Regions from separate parts of the Homo sapiens genome. Here all the other regions are linked to region 2. The links are chromatin contacts, found by Hi-C or POLR2A ChIA-PET in ENCODE. All regions are on one chromosome and are shown on one strand. The core of a region is the stretch at or near the end of the contact, and the rest is flanking DNA. Distances in the headings are between cores, read along the strand shown.

Evidence for each region. A loop is a pair of places that touch in the nucleus more often than their neighbours do. ChIA-PET counts read pairs that join two places held with the same protein, here RNA polymerase II (POLR2A). Pooled maps may share reads with other maps.
Region 1: a pooled map shows a loop between it and region 2 (5-fold over the local background). The contact joins the enhancer-like site here to the promoter of H3-3A-DT in region 2. A Hi-C loop is called at or near these places in 4 of 50 pooled maps. POLR2A ChIA-PET finds 5 or more read pairs at or near these places in 3 of 52 experiments (HEK293T, WTC11 and activated CD4-positive, alpha-beta T cell).
Region 3: a loop to region 2 is called in a map of CD8-positive, alpha-beta T cell, with 22 times the contacts of the local background. The contact joins the promoter of ITPKB here to the promoter of H3-3A-DT in region 2. A Hi-C loop is called at or near these places in 3 of 168 maps with a recorded cell type or tissue (CD8-positive, alpha-beta T cell and naive thymus-derived CD4-positive, alpha-beta T cell), 1 of 37 single-sample maps with no recorded cell type and 11 of 50 pooled maps. POLR2A ChIA-PET finds 5 or more read pairs at or near these places in 3 of 52 experiments (BJ and T-cell).
Region 4: a pooled map shows a loop between it and region 2 (4-fold over the local background). The contact joins the promoter of PSEN2 here to the promoter of H3-3A-DT in region 2. A Hi-C loop is called at or near these places in 2 of 37 single-sample maps with no recorded cell type and 9 of 50 pooled maps. POLR2A ChIA-PET finds 5 or more read pairs at or near these places in 3 of 52 experiments (GM12878, Panc1 and activated T-cell).

The regions. Positions count from the first base shown.
Region 1 is chr1:226,702,180-226,704,879 of GRCh38, reverse strand. All of the region lies in intron 2 of ITPKB (inositol-trisphosphate 3-kinase B), which reads left to right. Among named protein-coding and RNA genes, the nearest start is that of ITPKB-IT1, 28 kb to the right of the region's middle. RefSeq lists a silencer at 1,179-1,608. Within about 2 kb of position 1,424, at least 35 of the 41 ENCODE cell types and tissues checked have a DNase peak (open chromatin) inside an H3K27ac peak, as active enhancers do.
Region 2 is chr1:226,061,222-226,063,921 of GRCh38, reverse strand. It overlaps H3-3A-DT (H3-3A divergent transcript), which reads left to right and starts at 1,427. Exons shown (of 2, transcript NR_185887.1): 1 at 1,427-2,700. It overlaps H3-3A (H3.3 histone A), which reads right to left and starts at 1,206. Exons shown (of 4, transcript NM_002107.7): 1 at 1,111-1,206. RefSeq lists silencers at 798-867, 1,486-1,651, 1,238-2,087.
Region 3 is chr1:226,737,853-226,740,552 of GRCh38, reverse strand. ITPKB (inositol-trisphosphate 3-kinase B) reads left to right here and starts at 1,271. Exons shown (of 8, transcript NM_002221.4): 1 at 1,271-1,512. RefSeq lists enhancers at 1,265-1,514, 2,138-2,637 and a silencer at 1,735-1,974.
Region 4 is chr1:226,869,329-226,872,028 of GRCh38, reverse strand. It overlaps PSEN2 (presenilin 2), which reads right to left and starts at 1,413. Exons shown (of 13, transcript NM_000447.3): 1 at 1,380-1,413; 2 at 625-767. LOC105373119 (a long non-coding RNA gene) reads left to right here and starts at 1,479. Exons shown (of 3, transcript XR_949226.4): 1 at 1,479-1,667. RefSeq lists silencers at 951-1,000, 1,011-1,610.

The DNA.
Region 1 (2,700 bases), core at 175-2,674, 640 kb before region 2:
TCCACTGTGCAAAGGAGCCTCTGACTTTAAGAAAAGTCATTCCAGCTCAAGATTTCAAATGAAGTCGAGGCTGTGTGTAGTCACAGGTTTTCTCATGTCATCGGTAGAGATAAAAGCCTCTTAGTTTTAGACTGGGCACAGCATTGTTGAACGTCCATTACTTACTGTTTAAGTAGCCAATGATCTCTGAAAAAAGCTTGGCTGTAAAGTTGGCAGAATGATGCACTGCTTTGTTTCAAGCCACTGTAAACTGTCTTTCCCAGTGTCACTTTTATCTCCAGTGCTTTTGTCACATGTTTTTGCTCATTTCCCCAAAGCGGAAAAATATTGCATTCCCCAGAATGACAATTTTCATTGCTGCCCGCTCAATTCAGTTTTTCATAAATGCCCAGGAAATAAACTAGCTGAGTTATTCTCCATTCTCACACATCTTCATTAGCACACACGAGAAGCTTTTTTACAGGGAATTCTCGTGTTGACCAGGTATGATAACCTGTTGCAATGTGGGTAGTCTTGGTTATATTAATGTTTTTAAAGATAAGTAGTGTTATTACTTTATTGGTCATGTATAATTACATCGGAGATCTAATTATTGAGAGTTAACAATGCTTTGTAATTGGTATTTTACGGCATGCTAAACATTTTTCTGAAGTGCTTGTACTATTAATGTTTATATTCTTTATTTCGTAGTCACTCTTTTTTCATACTGTAAAGGTAAACGGAATTCGGCTTAAGATTGAATTATCAAAAATTTTCAGGGGTCTAAACAAATAGTATTTAGAGTCCGACCCTCCCACTGTTTGAGATCTAGGAAAATAAAAGCCTTGGGCGGATGGGTTTCGGGCAGAACCGCTACGCTCTGCAAGCTGACCGTGGAGTTGGGCACAGTGTCATCCAAAGAAATGAAGATTTTTTTTTTATTAGCTCTTGAACAAAATTAATTAAAAGTTGTTACTCTTGGGGGTGAGGGGGACAAGGAAAGACAGGATTTGGGAGCCTGCTGACCTACAGTTCAACCCTACAAAAAGTATACCCATTTTGCAAATGAGGAAACCCAGACTGAAACACATCCTTTCTCCCAAGCCGGAAGCTGGCGGCCAGCAGCGCTGAGATTCTTTTCGTAAGCAGCAACAGCAGCCCCCTTGTCTTTCCCGCCTGGGGGAGCGCAAGCCAGGGGTGCAGGTCAGCATTTCAAGCCCCGCTACTGCCTCTGCTGCGGGCCCGCTAGCGCTGGCGAAGGCGACAGGGGCGGCCGCCTTCCCGTCACGTGACCGGCACCGCCGCCGAGCATGCCGGGAGACGGCGCCCCCTCCCCGGCCGCGGGCTTCCGCGCGTGGGCGGCGGGCAGAGCGCGCGCGGGAGGAGAGAGGAGGTGGGGGCCGGGCAGCGACAGGGGAAGAAACCGCGGCGAAGAAAAGCCCCCTGTAGAGCAGGCCCTGCTTCACCGCCCTGCCCGAAATCCCCCGCCGCGCCCCTGCCTCGGCCAGCCAGCGTCGGGCGGTGGGAACCGGGCCTGAGCTGAGGGCGGAGGGACTCCGGCGCCGTCCGTTCATTGTAAACAAATCGAGTGAGAAATGGAGGCACGCCTGGTTCCTGGGTCCCTTGGTGCAGGCTTTCACACCCCGGGTGCTAGCACTCGGTCTTTCTCCTGCGTAGGGGATAGGATTGTGTGTGCAGTCAGGTTTTTCTAGTAATATCTTGCACTTTTTTTTTCCTTCACCCACTCAGACATTCCCCATTTTTCCTCATAATCACTTTCTTTCGCTTCAGCATACACACTTAGCCCTTGGCAGGCAAAGTGGAATCTCGGGTTCTTGTCAGACCTCAATGTTTAAGCTGCTGAAACACAGGGCATATTTGGTTTAGATGTTTTACTGTTATGAAAATAAACCACCTCCTGCAGTTACACCAGCTCAGATTTTCCCTCGATAGGGTCAGTGTGGATTATCTATTGGAGGAAAAATATTTAATTAGAAAGGAATGAAATTCTCTTAGTTCCTTGAGGTTGGAAGGAGCTTAGGCAAGGAACAGTTAGTTAAAGGTAAGCACAAAAAATGCCAGGGGACCAAGAAGCCACTATTGGAATGCAGTATCTGTTGGCTGCTGGTTTAGCACACTGCCCCAGGCTTCCCGGTTGGGACTCCACTCAGGTCCTAGACTGACAAAATGGGAAGGCACCCTCCCAATGGGTCTTCATTACCATCTGCCGAATAAAGAGAATACCAGTAGTTGTATTTCGTGCATTTCTTGGAGCCAAATGATTGGATTAAATCTAGTCCCTTACTGTGCAAGCGTAGTCAATTTTGGTCATCTCTCTCTAGGCCTAGTGCCAGTTGTTGCCTGCCTTTGTAACCAGATAGCCACAGTGAGGTCATCAGAAGAGGATAGGCAGCGCTGCAGAAGGGAATCCTTTTTCTGTACCTCACCATGATGAAATAGGGGTAGCCGTCAAGTTGAACTTTCCCTTTTTTTTTTTTTTTCCGAGAGGGAGTCTCACTGTGTCGCCCAGGCTGGAGTGTAGTGGCGTGATGTCCGCTCACTGCAACTTCCGCCCCCCTGGTTAAAGCAATTCTCCCTGCCTCAGTCTCCCGAGTAGCTGGGATTATAGGCGCCCACCACCACACCCGGCTAATTTTTGTATTTTTTAGTAGAGACGGGGTTTTGCCATGTTGGCCAGGCTGGTCTTGAACTCTAGACCTC
Region 2 (2,700 bases), core at 178-2,677:
CCCCCCCACTTTGGCTGCCCCCCCTTCGTCTGACTGTTGATGGATTGCTGTAAATATCTGAAAATATTCTTGGTTTTGCATCTTTACAGTTATGTTGACAAAAAGGCGTCTCGAAAAAACAAGAGAGGAACAACAGCTACCACCAGCGAGCATTCTACAAAGCCCCGTCCTCGCGTCCAGTCCTCACAGGCTTCGCAGTGAAATAAAAAGTGCCCCGCACCCAGGCTTTAATTAACGCACGACATCCGCCGACCGGTCCACCCCAAGCACCACATAAACTTTTGGTTTTGCCTCCTTCGGGTCCCTCGGCACAGGGTCCCCCAACCTGCCCGCCTCGCTCCCAGCGCCTCGAGCAGGAACCAACTCGGCTCCCCGACCAGAACAAAATGGAAACAATCGCAAAACGTATCCGATTCCGTTCCAAAGAGACAAAACACCAAATCGCTCGAAAATACCCCTATCCCCTGCCACGTGCCGCCCTCCAAAATGCAAAAGTTTTTTTTGCATTTCAAATGCATCAAGTTTCCGCCTCTCCAAAAAAGGGAAAAAAACGTCCCTCTTTTAAAAATTCTTGCTTTTTTGAAATGGGGAAGAGAGAAACGGGGGAAAAAATATGGTCGGTGACCAGAGAAGAGAGACAAGATGGTGAAGCTTAGCAACAACTGTGGGGAGGCAGCAAAAAGCGAGTTACCCCAGGGTGCGAAGCGGCGGCGATTTCCACCCCTTTCCCGCTCGAAAACTGGGGGCTGGGGCCCGGGGGCGGTAGTTAAGAGGCCCGCGCGGGTCATGGTGAAGGTTTGGGGTCCGGGGAAGGGGCGGCGGGCGGGATTTCACCGAAGAAAGAGGAGCCAGGGGCGCGGGGAGGAGGAGGGAGAGCAGGCTCGGCGCCGCGGCGGTTGCTGCTGTTGGGCTGAGGCGGCGAGAGACGGGGGAGCCGCCGCCGCCAGAGGGAACAGGGAAACTCGCTCCTCACCTCCATTTCTGGGCCAAAAAGTTTGTGGGCTAAGCCGGAGGGGCTATGGGTCCCCTCCCGGCACCGCCAGGGCCCGGCTCGGGGCTGACGGCAAGCGGGGCTCGGTTCCGGGGAAGCGGGCAGACGGGGAAACTTACCCCCCTTCTCCTTCGGCTGGAGCTCGGCGAGCGAGAGGCGGCGCTGGCGTTGGAGAGCGACGGCGGCGCGGCGGCGGCTGCGAACACAATTGAAAGATGGCTGACACCGAGGCTATCCCCCAACACACGCCGCCCCGCCCCCGCGCCGCGCGCCAGCCAATCACACACAATGGAGGGAAGGCTCGGCCCCGCCCCCATAGCTCCTCTCGCGCCCCGCCCCCGCCCTTCCCCCCGCGCGCCCGTTCGCTGGCGCGCGCTCGCCCCTCCCCCGCGCGCCGCCCGCTCCCTCCTCCAGGCCGCCTCGCGCCGTGTGTGTACAAACACAAAAGACACGCTGAGGGGCCGCCGGCTCCCGCCGAGACTGCCGCCCGCACCCGGCCAGCCCCCGCCCCCGGCCCTGCACTCCCATCCCGCTCCGTGTGCGCACGGCGTCGAACCCCCGAAGCCCGGGTTTGGGGCGCCCGGAGGGAAGTGGGGGGAGGGGAAGGCGGGCGGAGGCGCGGCGGGTGAACGCCCGGCCTGCGGGCGTCTCGGGCCGCGGCGGGGAGGGGAGGGAGGGGCTGCCCCCGCGCGGGCCCCGGCGCGCGCCCCCGAGGAGACCCGGGCGGCAGTGGGGGAGGAGGACGCGGTCGGCCGGGTCGCCGCGCCCCATTGGAAAACGCTCCCCAGCAGGAAGCTGGCAAATAGGAATCCAGCGTCCCGCGCCCGCTGTCGGACCTGGCCGCTGCGGCAGCGGGAGGGGCGGACCGACGGCCTCCTTCCCGCCTGCGCGCTCGGCCAAGTGCGGCCGGGTCCTGCGGGACCGGCCCGAGTCCGCCGTAGACAACTTGATCCGCTAAGACTCCTGGGCCGGCCGCCTGCGTGCAGGGCAGCCCCTCGCCGGTGTTGGCCTCCGGGATCAGGGGACGGGGCTCGCTCTCCTCCCGGGCCCGGGCCCCCGACGCAAGATGGCTGTGTCGCGTCGGCCTCTAAACAATGTGTGGAGCGCGCAGCTCCTGCACCAGGGCCTGGTGGCTTGTCCTGCCCGCCCGTGGGGGCCGTGTGATCTGTTTTCGGTAGGATTGCTTTGGAAAGGAATTGCCGAATATAGATAGTCAAATGTCCGCAGCTTCTGCATAGTTTAGAAGAGGCTGAAAACGGCAGAAAGAAGGCAAACGTGGTTTGGGAATTAGTACATATACCTGTTTTCCAATTCTCAGTAGCATAGGAAACGGACTTTTCATGGCCCAAGTTATCCTCACGACTTGTCAGTTGATTGGCTTTGGAACCTCTGAACCGTCCCTAGATGGTATTGACGCTTCACAACTGTGTGTAAAGGTTTTCAATGGAAGGGTCATGCAAATATCCCGTAGGGTAGTGAAGGAGGAAAATTTCATAAATGAAGGGCAGTAATTATTTGTAATCTGAAGATCTCACAAAGCGGCTTAGTGATAAACATTATCCCGAAACAGATACATGGAAATCAGATACGAGGGAAGAAATGGATTTGTCCAAGGTCACTTAAGTGAGGAAGAGACCTAGGAGAAACAAACAGACAAAAATCCAGGCCTCCCGTTTCATTATTATTTCATGAATGTTAAGTGTCCATGG
Region 3 (2,700 bases), core at 22-2,521, 680 kb before region 2:
CTTCCATTTCTAATTTTTAAAAATTATAAAGTTTTCAACAGTGTGTGATTCTCAGGTATTCTTGGCTAGAAGATCTCTTGATTTCAGATTTAGCATGAGCCTCTTCCTGATGGAGCAGCAGGTTGCTTTGCTCACTTAACAGTATTGTTACATAAACAAGCAAGAGATCTGTGTGCTACAAGTAAAGTCAAAATTTCCATCTGAATTTCAGCTAATCATGATATAAGGACCAATTCAGGCTTTGGATGTTTCAGTCTCCTGAGCCGTGCAGCTGTGTTTTCCCTCCTTTCACTAAATGCTGTAGTTTAAGATTTAGAGAATTATGTAAAACACACTGGCAGTGCCAGGGCTTAGAAGGGGTAGGATCCCCTGCCCAGTAATGTTGGCTGATGTTCTTTCTCCCTTTTTTGCTGATAGTAGGGGAGAAAGTTTCTTGAAAATGATCCAGTCTACAGGAGACAGTCTACAAGGGTCTACAGGAGCAAGAGGGGTTTCAGACGTTACCCAAGCCTTCTTAGTTTCAGGACTATGCTTTTTCTTAAAATAATTCTGAGAATTAAGTGCAAAAATATGCGAATGTCACATGTGCCGTGTGCATTTATAAATAAATGTGACATGTAAAGGTGTATTTATATATCTACCAATTGCACTGCAAAACCATCCCCAGCTCATAGACCAACCAGTCTTCCAAAATACTACTGTGATGCACTTAAAACCTGCAACTCTGCAGGAAGGTGACCTCAATGTACCTTCTTTGAATTTGCAGAACTGTGTACAAGAACACAAACTGTTTATACAGGATTGTAGCCTTTTTTAAATGCTAAAAAGGTCCCCATGATTTGCTTTGTTTAAGACATACACTCAAAACTTTATTAAAAACATTTTTCAAAAATAGTTTCATAAAGCTAGACACATCAGCAAGCCTCGATTGAGGGGTGGAAAATGAATTGTATATCTTTAAACCGCAGAAGTTAAAAGCCTTTTTTGTTGTTGTTAGCTAACAATGGAAACTTTTTTTTAAGTGTTTCCCTCCCTCGTCTTGCCAAGCAATAGAAAAAAAAAAAAAAGAAGAAAAGAAAAACTTGTTCCGCTGAGTTCAACCCCAGACAGGCTCACAACTTCCTTCCTGCTTTCCTCCCCCAAGCCTCCGCCTTTCTCCCTCCTCCCTCCTCCACTACCCCCCCCCCCAACAACTTTTCTTTCTTTCTTTTTTTTTTTTTTAATCGTGCATTGAACAAACACTGAAGTAGCCCGGAGCAGACACTGACAGGGGCAGTATCTCCACGGTCGAAAAGGGCGTGCAGGGCCGGCTTGGCGTCGCCACTGCCGGGATCGCCGGGCCCCTGAACCGAAGAGCTTTCCCCCCTCTTTCGCACTCCTCTTTTTTGTCTTCCATAGCTTGTGAGAAAATAATTTCTGAGCATTTTTACTTTTAAAGCCATCTCGTCCCTACGAGGTTTGCGCCTCTGGGCATGTAGTCTACACAGGACCTGAGAATCTGAGAAACTGCAGGTAAGTTTGGCGGCCTTTTAATGGCTCTCGCCTCTGAACAACCCTCTTTTCCCTCACTTTCTGCTCTGGAGCGAATCTCGGCGTTCCTGGTTCCGAAACAGGGCAAAGGGGTGGGCTGGGGAGGCAGGGAAGGGGGTTTGATTTTGGAGGGTGACATGGAGTGGCGGTGGGGAGAAAATAGGGAGAGACGAGGTCTCCGCATTTCTCCTACCCGCCTTCCGGGCCGCTCACTCCGCGCCGCCTCCCTCAGCGCGCTCCAGGAGTCCCCAGGCTGGGGTCTCGGGGCGGCTCTGCTGGCGCCGGGCGAGGCTGCCCGGGATGCGGAGAAGCCCTGCGCTCCGCGGCGCTGCCCTGGGGTGTTAGAGCGCCGGCTCCTGGGAGGTTTGCAGAGCTAGAGGCTCTGTGCACCTAGGGCTGCTGCCCGGCTGCAGCCATGCACGCCCCTAAGTTCCTCCGAGTGGGCGCGGGTCCGGGAGCCCGCAGGGGCAGTCGCGTCCTCGGCAACAGGGCGCGCTGAGAGCGGACTCGCTCCGCGCGCGTGCGGCGTATACACACACGCGTGTATACACACACACTCACAGACACCCCCCCATAGGGGACGACGGCAGGGGGGCAGCAAGTACTGGTTCCGGTAAAGAGAACGTGTAGAACCTCGGTGCGCCCACACTCACAAAACACTTGTCTAGGGATAGGCGACAAGGCTAGCCCTGAAAAATGCTTCGGCTGCGGCCCCGCTGCCCGCCCAGGCCTTCGTAGGCCGAGAGACACAGCCCCAAGGCTAGGGTCAGGAAGGTAAACGGCGGGCACGCGGGCGCCCTCCCAGATCCGGGCGCTGGCAGCGGCTCGGGCAAGGCAGGTCCCGCTTAGGTTCCCTCCGAGCCGGTCGGTCTCTGATGCCCCGAGAGGGTGGAGCAGGGAGACCCTGAAGCCCAGGGCGAGGGCTGCCGGGTTGCCCTGGATAGCCAATGTTTGCTCAGGCTGGGGAGACCCGGAGACGGTGGCTGGGGTGTCCTCAGCCCGGGAGAGCTGAGTCAGCCGCGCCCCGCACACAGCATACTTAGGAGCCAAGGACTTGGACCTCGCTTCTCGCCGGTCCGCGAGACGAGTATTAGGATTGGGATTTGAAGGGACCTCATAAAGCGCATCGCAGCCTGGGGCGAGGTGGGGGGCGGGGAAGCACACCCGAAA
Region 4 (2,700 bases), core at 164-2,663, 810 kb before region 2:
TCAACACCAAAGGGTACAGAGTTTTCCCCAAAAACCTGATACATCCATCCCACTTCAAAGCAACATGCCCCCAAGCCCTCACTCCAGTCTCTGCCCTGGAACCCAAGGCTCAACGTGGGCGTCGTGAGGACGCAGCTCTGAGGTGGGGCCAAGAACCAGGCCCCTTCTGCACCTGCGCCAGTCACCGGCTGCCCACAACCACATTCAGGAGAGAAGAACCTGAGGCTCACACACCTGAAGCAGCTTATCCCGAGACTCCAATTACCGCCAAAGGTCTTGGCTGAAGGCCTTGGAGGCTCAGGTGTCTGCAGAATTGGCTACAGAGGCATCAGAGGCTTCCTTACTGGAAGCTGGGGTCGGTCCTAATCAAGTTACTTCGTAGACAGCCTTGGCAACCCCAGGCTGTCGCTTCTGAGTTAAGTTAGTCTACAATCGTCTCTATGGAATGCTCTCAGGTTCTCCATTTGTAAATAGGGATGCAGTTACTTCACTCAACACCGTTCATACCTTTCAAAGGGAATACTTATTAAGGCAATAAACAGGGGTGAGGTCTGCTCGGAGGGATGGACAGCAGATCTAGAAGCCAGGACACTGGGGTCGAAGCCTGGCTCTGCTATATCGTACCTGGGCGACCTTGGGAAAAGTCACTTTAGCTCTGTGGCCTCAGTTTCTTCATCAGTAAAATTCAGAGGGGGGACTAGCTTCTGTCTCAGGTTCCTTCAGCTCCAAAAGCTTGCTTCTGGCTGTCTCCTCACTGCTGGAAATGCCTGATAAAACAGCCAAACACCGCTGCTAACAGAAACCGGCTCTAGGCTTGAGCCTGCGGCCCTGCCCCTCACGTGCGGGCAGAGCCCCCGCGCGCCTCCTTCCCGGGGAAAGCATGCCCAGGACCCGGTGCTAGAGGCCGAATGGACTCGGCGCAACGGAGGTCTCCGGCGAGAGAGAAGAAGAACAAAACGCCCCCGCCTGCTACACGCCTCAGAGACCCACGTGCACCGCTCCTTTAAATGCACCGGCCCTTTAACCGCTCGCGCCGCGCCCACCCCCAGCCGGGGCTCGGCGGCAGGCGGGCGCAGGGAAGTGGGGACGCAGTGAGGCCGAAGGCCTGAGGGCCGCTCCCCGCGATCCTTCCACGACCCAGTTCCGGGCCGGCCCAGCCGCCGCCTGCCGGGCACTCTCCTCTCTCCGCCCCCGCGCTGGCCGCAGAGGCCAGGAGCGCTGCGCACGCAGGGGCCGCAGACCCACAGCCGGGGAAGGGACCGTGGCCAGAGGCGTGCGGAGGGCAGGGCAGGGCCCTCAGGGCGCAGCCCCACCCCGGGCCCTCAGCGCCGCAGGCGACAGGGCCCTGGCCTGGGCACCCCCCGGCACCGCCCGCTCACCTGCTCTGCCGCCGCGCTCCAGCGGAGTTTACGCAGCTGGCTGAGCGCCCGGCCGGACCCGGCGCCGGCCCAGGCCCCGCCCCACGCCCGCCCAGGCCACGCCCGGTGGGCGACGCCGCGTTCCCTCGTCCACTGGGGCCCCACCTGGAGTCCCGGGCGCGCGGGGAGGGTGGCCTTCACGCCGCGTGGATGACAGGGTCATCCCGACGTCGGAACTAAGCGACGACCTTAGAAGGAGTGGAGGCCGGGCCTGTCATCTTCCTGCGGGCCTGGCAGCAGCGTGGGGCGGTAGGACATAGGCTTCGAGGACACTCTTTCTTGTAGTTTTGGGTCCACATCCCCTCCTCCTCCCGGTTGTTCTCACATTAAAGGAGCACTAATGGCCCAATGTGAGCTAACACCATGAGAATGTTCCTGGTCTGTTCCCTAGGGCGCTTCAGAGCCACCAGGAGCTCTGCATAAAATTGAACAGGAATAAATTGCTGCCTGACCTGAGAATTGGCCTAGGGGGTTGTGGTTCCAGGATTTGGGGTCTGTGGGGTAGGTTGAGATTGTCAATAATTTGGCGTTGTCTGAGTAGTTTTACTTTTTTTTTTTTAACTTAAGGTGAAATTCACATAACATAAAATTTACCATTTTAAAGTGGGCATTTCAGTGGCATTTAGTGAATTCACAATGCTGTGCAACCACCACCTCTGTCTAGTTCCAAAACATTTTCCTCATTCCGAAAGAAAAACCCCATACCCATTGAGAAGTTTCTTCCCAATGCCCTCTTCCCCCCCAGCCCCTGGCAATTACCAGTCTACTTCTGTCTCTATATTTACTTACTTTAGATACTTCATATAAACGGAATCACAGTGTGTGGACTTTTGTGTCTTTCACTTAGCATGTTTTCGAGGTTCATCCTCAGGTAGCATGTAACAGACTTTATTCCTTTTTATGACTGAATAGTGTTTGTGTGTGTATATGTATATGTGTGTGCGTGTGTGTGTGTGTATCATGTATGCCACAGTTTATTCATCTATGGACATTGGGGCTGTTTGCATCTTTTGGCTTTGTGAATAATGCTACCATGAACATGCATGTACATGTATTTGTTTGAGAGCCCATTTTTATTTGGGGAGGGTACATACATAGGGGTTGAATTGTTGGATCGCATGGTAATTCAATTTTTTTTTTTTTTTGAGACAGAGCCTTGCTCTGTTGCCCAGCCTAGAGTGCAGTGGCCGCAATCTTGGCTCACTGCAACCTCTGCCTCCCAGGTTCGAGCAATTATCTTGCCTCGGCCTCCTGAGTAGCTGGAGTTACAGGTGTGTGCCAC